Linked DNA regions of Homo sapiens: region 1 is linked to region 2. A link is an interaction called in ENCODE POLR2A ChIA-PET data of the cell type or tissue named here. Cell type or tissue: PC-9. All regions are shown on one strand. Each heading gives the region's core, and the rest is flanking DNA. Links, peaks and the distances in the headings are about the cores only.

Region 1 (5,490 bases), core at 978-4,977, 720 kb after region 2:
AAAAAAAAAAAAAGAAGAAGAAGAAGAAGAATTGGCAGCCAGGCATGGTGGCTCACGCCTGTAATCCCAGCCAGCACCTTGGGAGGCTGAGGTGGGTGGATTGCTTGAGCTCAGGTGTTTGAGACCAGCCTGGCCAACATGGTGAAACCCCATCTCTATAAAAAATACGAAAATTAGCTGGGCATGGTAGCACATGTCTGTTATTTCAGCTACTCGGGAGGCTGAGGCGGGAGGATTGCTTGAGCCCAGGAGTTCAAGATCAGCCTGGACAACATAGGGAGGACCTATCCCTATTATTTAAAATTAAAAATTTTAAAGGCCGAGAACAGTGGCTCATGCCTGTAATCCCAGCACTTTGGGAGGCCGAGGCAGGTGGATCACTGGAGGTCAGGAGTTCGAGACCAGCCTGGCCAACATGGCAAAACCCCATCTCTACTCCAAATACAAAAATTAGCTGGGTGTGGTGGTGGGCACCTGTAACCCCAGCTACTCGGGAGGCTGAGGCATGAGAATCACTTGAACCCAGAAGGCAGAAGCTACAGTGAGCCGAGATTGCACCAGTGCACTCCAGGCTGGGTGACAGAGTGAGACTCTGTCAAAAAAATTAAAATTAAAATTAATTAAAAAAAAGAATTGCCTGGGAGATCAAAGAAAATGTACATACAATCTTCTTGACAATCAAATTCACTGAATAATGATGTTTTAAGTAATCTGTGGAATGAATCATCGTATACATAAATAAGCAAAATGTAATAGCACCACCTTGTTTTGTCGAGTTTTTATTACTTCATGTGACCTTCTAACAACCCCTGAGAAGAATGAAAACATGTAAAATTTATCACTTGACAAATGAGAAAACTGAGCCTCAAAAAGTTAAATGTCTTTCCCAAGGTCACATAACTAGAAGGTGGTGGAGGTGGGGTTTGAACCCAGGTCTTCTGAACATACCTCATTTATTGAAGCAGAGACTCTTCAAGCTGGGAGGGATCTGGGAGATCATCTGGTGAAGATGGTTTCATCAACAAAATATGGCAAGATTCCACTAAATGGGCCTAGAGTGTCAACCTATGCCTCAGACAATGACCCACTGCAAACGAGTTTGTGGTTCTTAAGCCATGCCTCACAGAACACTAGTATTATTGAGAGCTGGACTAGGGGGTCCCACCTTTACAAATTAAATCTTGAGCAACTTTTTCCATTGCACAGAAAAAATATATATTGGTGAATGCCATTTTCTCTATTTTGTTTAACGGGGCAAAACATAAGCAAAGAATATTCATGTACAGTATGCATGGAAAAACCAGGAAATAGCTGACCATGTTTAGTTAACTGCCTTTTAAAATGTGTTCAGACACCTGGGTGGCTAGGTGTGCCTTTGCTTGTATATATCATTTCTGCTGGTTCTAGTGAAGGGACTATATTTATCAGTGTGGCTGTACTTCTCTACCCTGGCTGCACATTAGAATCACCTGGAAAGCTTTAAAAACAAATGATTCCTGGACCCATTCCCCAGCAGTTCTGACTACACTGGAGTGAGTGGGGTCCACGGCATATTTTTTTCAAGATCTCCAGATGATTCTAACGTGCAGCCAGGGTTGAGAACCACAGATTATAATGTGTTGCAAAGGGCACCATGGCTTCTAGATGTTCTGGAAGTTTGAGAAACCACTGCTTTAATGGTGTGAGCTTTCTATTGATTAACCGTTAAATGAATTAGACATGTTGTTTCGCTGATGGAACACCTTTAAAAATTTTGAGTTAGAAGCCCATAAACATTTTAAGCCCATGTTAAAAATTGGAACACTTCACAGAAAGATCCAGATTTTCTGCTTTTCTGGGACACGGGAAGAACTAATCAAGCTGGACCCACAGTCCTCAATGCAAAACCCAGCAAGAACTGAGGCTGGCTGCTGCTTTGGCTGGGCACGTGGGCTCCAGGTCCCCTCCCTCTCCCTGTCTCACACACCCTACTTTCTTCTTGACCCCAAGACCAAGTGTCCTGGTGCAGTTTATCATGACGCCGTGGCTTTTCTTCCAGATCATTTGCATTTCCTGCCGGGTCTCTGTAGGCACTTGTGTTTGCCATCCCTCTAAGAAAAGTTTCGCCCTAGTTCACTGACTCTTAAGCTTCAATGTGCTTAAGAATCCATAAGGAGCTTGTCGAAAATACAGGTTCCCCAAGACTCCACCCCCTCAAGATTCTGATTCTATAAGGGTGGGTGGGACCAGGGAATCTACATTTACCTCCAGCTTCCTCTGGACCACACTTGGAGAAGTGCTGACCTCTACTGTGCAGAGGGCATTGGCCCTTGGAGCAAATGATTTTCAGAATAATTCTCAGAATAAACAAAATCTACACTTAGCAGCTAGAGAACAAAGACTAAAATATAGAGTTTTCTCTTTGCTGAGAAACTCTGGGTTTGCTGGTTGTCTTAGCGCTGCCCTTGGCTGAAAACAACAAGTCTCCGAACAGAGACAGATAATTACAAGCCAGAAGATAAAATGACACCTACATTGGTGATACCTTTGTAAGAGGGATGACAACGGAAGTAAAAAAGCTGTGTCCTTTCCCATCACATGGGGTCAGAGAAACTCTCTACTCCCTCCCGACAGTAAAATCCTGGAGAATTAGAAAAAGGATTACAGAGTCTTGCCCATACTCCCCAATAGAGGCTCTGCTGATTCATCCCAGATGGAATTATAAAATTCTTTCAGCTGAAAAGGAGTTTGGAAATCATCTCTAACTTTACAGCTGGGGAAACTGAGGCTCAGAGAGGTCACTTTTACGTAGCTGCGGTTGCTTAACCTGCTTGAGACTCTTCATTAAATAAAGAAAACTCCTTCATTAAATTAGGGAGAACATTTGTGGCAGTATGAATCTCCCGGGCAAAAAAAAAAAAAAAAAAATGCAGAGCTAAGGAAGAACAAATCCAGTTATCATTGTGCAATCTGCCACCTGGGTTACTAAGATAATAACTCTGACCTCTCCTGCTTGGTCCAACACATGATTCATTTATGTTATAAATCAAAGTTCTACTGAACCCTAAAGGTTAAAGGAGGTTAAAGGTAACACTTACAACGTGTATTTTACATATAAATGAGTGCTTAACTACATGCGTCCTGCACACAGAATGTCTAGGTTAGGGTCCCTGCTCTTTTTGGACAAATTACTTAAGCAATCCAGGTCTCAGTTTCCTTATCTGTAAAACAGGGAGAAAAGGTTATTTAGGAAAAGGCCTTCCTCTCTGCTCTCACCTTGGTGCCCTTTCTCCTGCACTACTAAAAAGTATTTCCTCTTTCATTTTCCTCTCCAGGGACCTCTATCTCCTTGCCCTGGCTCCTACTGTCACTTTCCTTTGAATGCATGTTCACTGGGTCAGGGAAGTGGCCAGAAGTGAGGAAATATGGAACAGAACGTGATCTCATGACCTCCCAGCAGAGGCTCTGGCATTGAGACCCTGCTGTGCCCCACCACAGACCTGGTGTCACCCCTGTCTGCCCTCATGAGTTAAAGACAGGCTTCCTTCCCCCACCCCGCCCCGCCGCCTTGCAAGCCCCTGATGATGGCTCTCTGCTCCTGCTCAGCACCTGCCCACTGCCTTCTTTATAGTTAGTGTGCCTTGTGTGTCTGCCTCTCTGGGGTGGGCTCAGCACCCGACCAGCTGCAGGGCGGGCCCAGGTCCGTCTGCTCAGCCTCCAAGTCACCTCCAACAGCTGCAGAGTCTGCCTGCTTCCGGTTTGTACCTGTGAGCCTCATAGCATCGCACGTTGGCTCCTCCCCAGCATCCTGAACAGCATCCTGCTCACTGTGCTGGGTTGCCCCAGGCCAGACCATTGCTCCATAACCCCACATCCACCCATCTGTTGCAGTTGTAAGGTCTTGGTACTGCAGCCTGGAAGCTGCCCAGCATCTATGGGGCCCTGCCCGGGCTTTTCCCAAGGACATCTGCTATTTGTGCTTTGAGTCTGCACAAAATCAGTGTCCACTTGCACCTGCATGGCCTTGCCTCCACGTGGCTCATTCATTCTCAGCTCAGGATTCCGGGATGGGGGGGTCCTGGTGACTCAGAATGCTTCCTCCCTTGGACTCCTCCTGCTGACCCAGACCATGAAGGTCTGAGTCCTGCCCTCTTGCCCTGGACTCTCCTCACACCTCTCCTGCCGGCCTCAGATTTCGACCTTCCTCTGATGCTTGTGGTCACTATCTCCCGCGTTGGTGGGTTCCCAGGGAGTTGGAGCCTTGGCCATCGAGCTGCTAGGTGCCTCTGGGAACTGTGGGTCTCTGAGCCAGCCCCACCCAGAGACCCTGGGCAGGGAGTAGTAGCTCTGCATCGGCCTCCAGCCTCCGCCCCACATGGCAGCCACATCCTGAAGAAAGGCGCTCCAGGCAGCCACAGGAAGCTGGAGCGGGAACCCCTCGCCAGTAACCACAGGCTCCTCTGCCTGGCGTGGAGCCGTGAACGGGGCCTTTGCACCTCCAGCCAGAGCTGGTCCACCCATCGGTACCCACTCCTGTTCCTTCTCTCCAGCCAGGTTCCTTTCACCCCTTGCTGTGTGCTCTGCTGACCACCCTCCCCTGCCTGCCAGCTCCATCCCATGCCCTCCACCCCACTCCAGGAGCTGCCCACCTCCCAGGTGGGCCTGGGCTGAGGTAGTCAGGGCGGCGAGGACACCTGCTGGTAGGAAAAGCAAACAGAGCTGCTCCCGGAGTCTACGGCCCACGAGTGGCTCACATTCCTCTTTCCTGGGCTGTCAGTTTCTCAACATCTGCCAAATTTCTCTCTCTTGTATTGAGGTTTTTAAAATCCCCTTCAGTAAACACATATGACTTCCACACGTGTACCAACACACACAGACATCTCGCCCAGAAGCCGCCCGGCTCCTCCATGCAGACAGAGCCTCCTGGGACGGCAGGCTCCCAGACATATCCCCCCCCCCCACCATGCACCCACTGCCACCCCTCCACCCGCTCTCCCGTGACACGCAGACACAAAGGGCGCCAGCCTCCTCTACGCATCCACAGCCAAAACCCGCTCTCCCCGTGCCCACCGGCCTGGAGGGCGCCCATTTTGAGCACATGAATCTGTCTACTGCACAAGACTGCATGTCACCCTAAAGTACACGGCCCTGGGAACATTCGTGCATACCCTCTTCCTTCCACACACACAGCTCACGTGGGTCTCGTGGGTCACGTGGGTGGGGTAGACCAAAGGGCCCAGGCAGCAAGAAGCTGTCTCCTGCCTGGGCTTCAAAAAGCTTGACAGACATTAATTTGGGGCAGGTATTCTTCTTCCCAAGAACTGGAAAAACTGAAACGGAGACGTGTCACAATGAGTTGTGAAAAGCAGGGAGAAGATGAGGTCTCCACACTGAGAACCGTAAGGGCTCCTGACAGAGCCGGCCTTCCCCTTTATGGCACCCAGATGCTTACAGTTACTGATACGATCGCATGTGCAAGAATACATATGTTTCCCTGGACAGCACAATGTA
Region 2 (5,490 bases), core at 861-4,860:
ATTATCTCATCCGGGTAGGGAGCGGCCCCAGGAACAAAGCCTATGGCTTTGCCAGGCCCTGCAGCCATGTGCTCAGGTCTCTCCTGGAGAGGAAATGGTTTCATTATTCAGCTGTCTAGGTCATGGCCACTTTCTTCAGGGCAGGGCTGTCTGTGGCCTTGCCTGCTCGACATGCTTGGTTATGCCCAGCATGCCAGCCTGGCTCTGCCGGCCCCCAGCGTGTGAAGGAGCACAGAGAGGCATAAGCCTGCCTGCCGGGAAGAATGCTCATTCATGACAGGTCCATAGCGTCATAATGCTAGGCCTTGTTCTTGCCCCTGGAGCAGGTGAGGAGCCCATGGAAGCTAGTGCACTTCTGAAGATCCTTTCGTTGATCTGGCTGGATGACCATGACTGTGACCTTCAGCCAGGAAATCCCTGCATTCAAGGGAAGGCTGCCCCAGGGTCCAGGGCAAGGGCAATGTTTAGGCTAGTAGAAAGGCCCTTTCTGGCTGGGTGCGGTGGCTCACACCTGTAATCCCAACATTTTGGGAGGCTAAGGCGGGCCATCGCTTGAGCCCAAGAGTTTGAGACCAGCCTGGGCAACATGGTGAAACCCCATCTCTACAAAAAATACAAAAATTGGCCTGGTGTGGTGGTGGGGGCTTGTAGTCCCAGCTATTCAGGAGGATGAGGAGGGAGGATCACTTGAGCCTGGGAGGTCAAGGCTGCTGTGAGCTAGGATAAAGTCACTGCATTTCAGTGACTGCATTTCAGTGATTTTCAGCCTGGGAAAGACAGCGAGACCCTGTCTCAGAAAAAAGAAAGGCCCTTTCCAAAGTTGACTTGGGAGCCTCAGAAGGGAAGCATAGAGATGACAGGGCGGGTCTGGGGTGCTGTGTCTGTGTCTGCTGTCTAAGGCATCTAGCCACCGGCACAGCAGGGCTCTCCAGGAACATCGCTACCATTCTGGTTCTGAGATGTGTTCCAGAGGTTCTGGTTCCGCTTCCGTATGGGTTCCAGACTTCCTTCCGTTGAATCCTAGCACTGTCATTTATCAACTGTGTGACCTTTGAAAATCTCCTTAACCTCTCTGCCTCCATTTCTCATCTGTAAGAGGGGATGACAATAATCTACTCACCTACTCACCTCTTTATGTTGTTTTGAGGCTTAAATGAGTTTTTACAAAAATGCTTAGAACAGTGCCTGGCATGTAGTAGCATAAATATTTGCTGTTATTTTTCACATGCTAGAGATTTTAGTTCTGGATGGAGGCTCATCTAAGTAAGGGGGCAAATCCAGAGTTCTAGACTAAGTCTATTTGACCTTGAAGTCTGTTTTCCTTGAAAGCTACCACCTTGTATAAAAAGAACCCCTAATTTGTATGCTTTAGGAGAGACCATATTTCAATTTTGGGGACACCAGTCCTTCAAGGTACAGCACAGTTGCCTGACCTCAGAATTTTTTTTTTTTTTTTTTTTTTGAGACAGAGTTTCGCTCTTGTTGCCCAGGCTGGAGTGCAATGGCGTGATCTTGGCTCACCGCAACCTTCGACTCCCTGGTTCAAGTGATTCTCCTGCTTCAGCCTCCCGAGTAGCTGGGATTATAGGCATGTGCCACCACACCCAGCTAATTTTGTGTTTTTAGTAGAGATGGGGTTTCTCCATGTTGGTCAGGCTGTTTTCAAACTCCTGACCTCTGGTGATCCGCCCGCCTTGGCCTCCCAAAGTGCTGGGATTACAGGCATGAGCTACTGCGCTTGGTCCAGAATTTTCTTTTCTTTTCTTTTCTTTTTTTTAACAAACAAGGTATTGCTCTGTCTCCCAGTCTGGAGTGTAGTAGCATGATCATAACTCACTGCAGTCTAGGCCTCCTTGGCTCAAGTGGTCCGCCTGCCTCAGCCTCCCAAAGTGCTAGAATTATAGGTATGAGCCACTGTGCCTGGACAGATTTTGTTTTAGAAGCAGGAGTTAAGTGTCCATGAGTAGTAGGAACTCAGGTAATCCAGCCCAAATGGACTTGATCAACCATCCCCTGATCCCGGATCTCAGCGTGATGGGAGTCTAGGAAACCTGCCCTTTGACCTGAATCTGGATGACGTTAGTAATACAGGAATAGGTGAAATGCCAGCCACACCTGGCTGGCCCATGAAAAGGAAATACTTCCCACGCTTTGCTTTTGCACACCAAGGGCCCCCAGGTAAAGGCATCCAGGGTGCAAGCCGCCTGCTTTAATGCCCGGGTGTGGCTGCAGGAACAACCCAGTACAAACTGGAGTGAACCTGTTGCCCTCTTCCTTCCCTGCTGCCAAGCCAAACAGAACACAGGGAACACAAATAGAATCATCACAGTAAACCAGCTGTTGGAGCCAGACACTGGGAGAACCCACTCCCTGGCACTGCCACCCCATTCACGGGTCCAGACATGATGAAGTGCTCTGAGGGCTGAGGAAGGTGTGGCCCGTGGGCATTCCTGTCCAGCAAGAACCCCTCTGGCTTGTCTGTATTCATTGCCACCCACATGGACCTCTCTATGGTTGCTTGCCAAAGCCGGGAGGGAGAAGGGTCTCCCCTTCCTCCAAGCCCAGGATCACCGGGAAATGCCCTTCCCACCTACTGGACTTGACTAATGCTGCTTGTCAAGAAGGGAACTCTTCAGACACATAAAAATCCTAAAGGTAGCTGAGGTTTGAAAGAATTCGTGCTGGACGTGCTTCCCTGCAGGGTCAGGCATTGGGGAGGAGGGAGAAGAGGAAGGAGGAGCTGGTTGTAAGTGACAGCTGCAGATAAATCTGTGTGGAGCTGTCCAGGGAGCTGTTGAACTCAGGTAGTGCCCTCCCTAGCCTGGGGCAGGTCAGAGTCTCCCCGAACCACCCAAACCTTTCTGCTGCGTGTGCTCTGGGGCATGTCTCTCTTTGCCTCCTTGGATCTTGAGCCAATGAGGAAATATAGGCTAGTCCCAGAAGGCAGGGATGAATTTGTGTTCTTTGTGGTGTCAGCACCTTTTCATGAAGCTCTAGCAGATCTCACAATCTTCCCTTCTTTAAAAAAAAAAAGAAAAAGAAAAAAGTTTGGAAAAGGGGGCTAGAGTCTCCCTATGGAAAAGAAAGCTCGTGGAATGATCCAAGTGGAGGTTTTCCATGCATTCCATGGCATCATTGGAGATGTCCTGGCTCTGTACTTACTTAACTACTTGAATCTCAGTTTCTTCCGTTGTAAAAGTGGGCACATGAAGACCTAGTTCTCATGGATATTAACAGGATAAAACGAGATAACACATAGAGTACTCTCAAGTACTCTACATAGTCCTAGCATATCAAAAGTATTAGATAAATCTTGCCTTTATTTTCTCCTTCTCATACACTGTGTCAGTGGCTTGCTGGGTCCTTGATTAGCCTGAAGGACTGAAAGAGAGACCTCAAGAGAGAGAATGGCAAAGTAAATACGACCATCTTATTCGAACTTAACTCTGCGTTTCAAGTAGGGAGATAAGAAGGACTGCTGTTCCACTTCTTTTCTAGATGACAAGATGGGTTATTTTTATTTTTTATTTTTGAGACAGTTTCGCTCTTGTTGCCCAGGCTGGAGTGCAACGGCATGATCTTGGCTCACCGCAACCTCTGCCTCCCGGGTTCAAGTGATTCTCCTGCCTCAGCCTCCCTAGTAGCTGGGATTACAGGCATGCGCCACCATGCTTGGCTAATTTTGTATTTTTAGTAGAGACGGGGTTTCACCATGTTGGTCAGGCTGGTCTCGAACTCCTGACCTCAGGTGATCCGCCTGCCTTAGCCTCCCAAAGTACTGGGATTACAGGCAAGAGCTACCATGCCAGGCCTAAAATGGGTTATTTCTGTGCCTAGAGGTAAATTGCATCAGTGCTTTCCCATCTGAAACAAAACACAAACCACTTCATTTCCATGTCAAAAACTGATTCAATCTAATCTACCCATAAATCAGGCTTTCTCATTAACCTGAATTTGAAGTTTCTCTCTTTTCCAGCTGCTTTTATGCTCTAGGTGGAGTTTAGAAAAGAGAAGTCTAGCTTAACCATTCGTTGACAGAAAAAAGTAGAAATTGTCATTTCTTCCCTGAAAATACCAGAATTAGTAAATTGCTACCTTGCCCATAATCCTGTAATAAGCAGAATCTGCATTATGGTTGGATATATAGCATGAATCTCAACTACTATCTGGGTTTTTGTTTTTATTTTTATTTATTTATTTATTTTTGAGACTGAGTCTCACTTTGTTGCCCAGGATGGAGTACAGTGGCGCAATCTCGGCTCACTGCAACCTCGGCCTCCCAGGTTCAAGTGATTCTCCTACCTCAGCCTCTTAAGTAGCTGGGATTACAGGTGTGCGCCACCACGCCCGGCTAAATTTTTTGTATTTTTAGTAGAGACGGGTTTTCACTATGTTGGCCAGGCTGGTCTCGAACTCCTGACCTTAGGTGATCCACCCGCCTCAGCCTCGCAAAGTGTTGGGATTACAGGCGTAAGCCACTGCGCCCGGCCAATATTTTTTTCTTTTTTCTTTTCTCCTTTTTTTTTTTTCTTTTTTTGAGTCAGAGTCTGTCGCCCAGCCTGGAGGGCAGTGGTGGGATCTTGGCTCACTGCAATCTCTGCCTTCCAGGCTCAAGCAATTCTCCTGCCTCAGCCTCCTGAGTAGCTGGGACTACAGGCCTGCACTACCACACCTGGCTAACTTTTGTATTTTTAGGAGACAGGGTTTCACCATGTTGGCCAGGCTGGTCTCGAACTCCTGGCTTCAAGTGATTCGCCTGCCTCCCAAAGTGATGGGATTACAGGCGTGAGCCACTGTGCCCGGCCAGGGTTTTTTTTTCCTGAAGGGCTGATCATGGCTTTGTTCCACTCACTGTGCCCTTCTTCCTCTGCTTGGAACTGGACAGAAGTTCCAATAAGCTACTGTCTTCTATTAAGTAAGGACCAGACATGAAAAACTTTATGGTGGGGATGAGTGGATGGGGCAAGGGTTTGGGGAGCAATGATCAACTGGGTAAAATCCTGGGGAGTGGCAATTGAGTGGGAAGGGAGTCAAGAAGTGTTTAGGGAAGGATGTCGGGGAAGTGAGTAATAGGTAGGTCAGAGGATGGAGCAAGGGAATGTTGAAAGGCAACGGATATGCTCTGTGGACAGGTGGCAAAATATCTGAATGGGGGCCCAGGGAGGGCTACTATGGAGTAACAGGGAAGGGACCCTGAGGTGCTGATTTCTCAGAGATAGACAATGGGATTGGATATGTGTTGGTGGAGGAATGCAGAAAGCCCAGGCCAACTCCGAATGCCATTCATTTACATGAAATCCCTCTTTATGCCTCCACCATCTGCAACAGACTATGTGCTCACCCAAATGGCTTGCTTTTAATTCCAGCAAATAATATCCCCTCTGCTTTCCCCCAAATACAAAAGACACCATTTAAATTCAGCCAGGATGGAAGATCATGATATTTGGAGAAAATTCAAAGTCTGGGCCGCTCAGCTGTGCCTTATCATTC

What was found. ChIA-PET counts read pairs that join two places held together with the same protein. Peaks named below come from ENCODE experiments on the same cell type or tissue, not always from the same donor. Only the 100,000 strongest peaks of a DNase experiment are listed, where the experiment ranks them.
Region 1: POLR2A ChIA-PET joins it to region 2 with 5 read pairs; 1 of 35 experiments calls an interaction of 5 or more read pairs at or near these places.

What each region holds. Positions count from the first base shown.
Region 1 is chr14:75,974,769-75,980,258 of GRCh38, forward strand. The region is part of intron 1 of TGFB3 (transforming growth factor beta 3); the gene reads right to left. Among named protein-coding and RNA genes, the nearest start is that of TGFB3, 4.5 kb to the right of the region's middle. In PC-9, for the core only: CTCF peaks have their summits at 4,608 and 4,807; a DNase peak (open chromatin) is centred at 2,953.
Region 2 is chr14:75,252,343-75,257,832 of GRCh38, forward strand. No RefSeq gene overlaps it. Among named protein-coding and RNA genes, the nearest start is that of FOS, 24 kb to the right of the region's middle. RefSeq lists enhancers at 1,604-2,803, 4,538-4,707, 4,602-5,101, 5,379-5,490. In PC-9, for the core only: no CTCF peak of the experiment used is centred there; DNase peaks (open chromatin) are centred at 2,209 and 2,809; H3K4me3 peaks cover 581 bases; H3K27ac peaks cover 3,870 bases.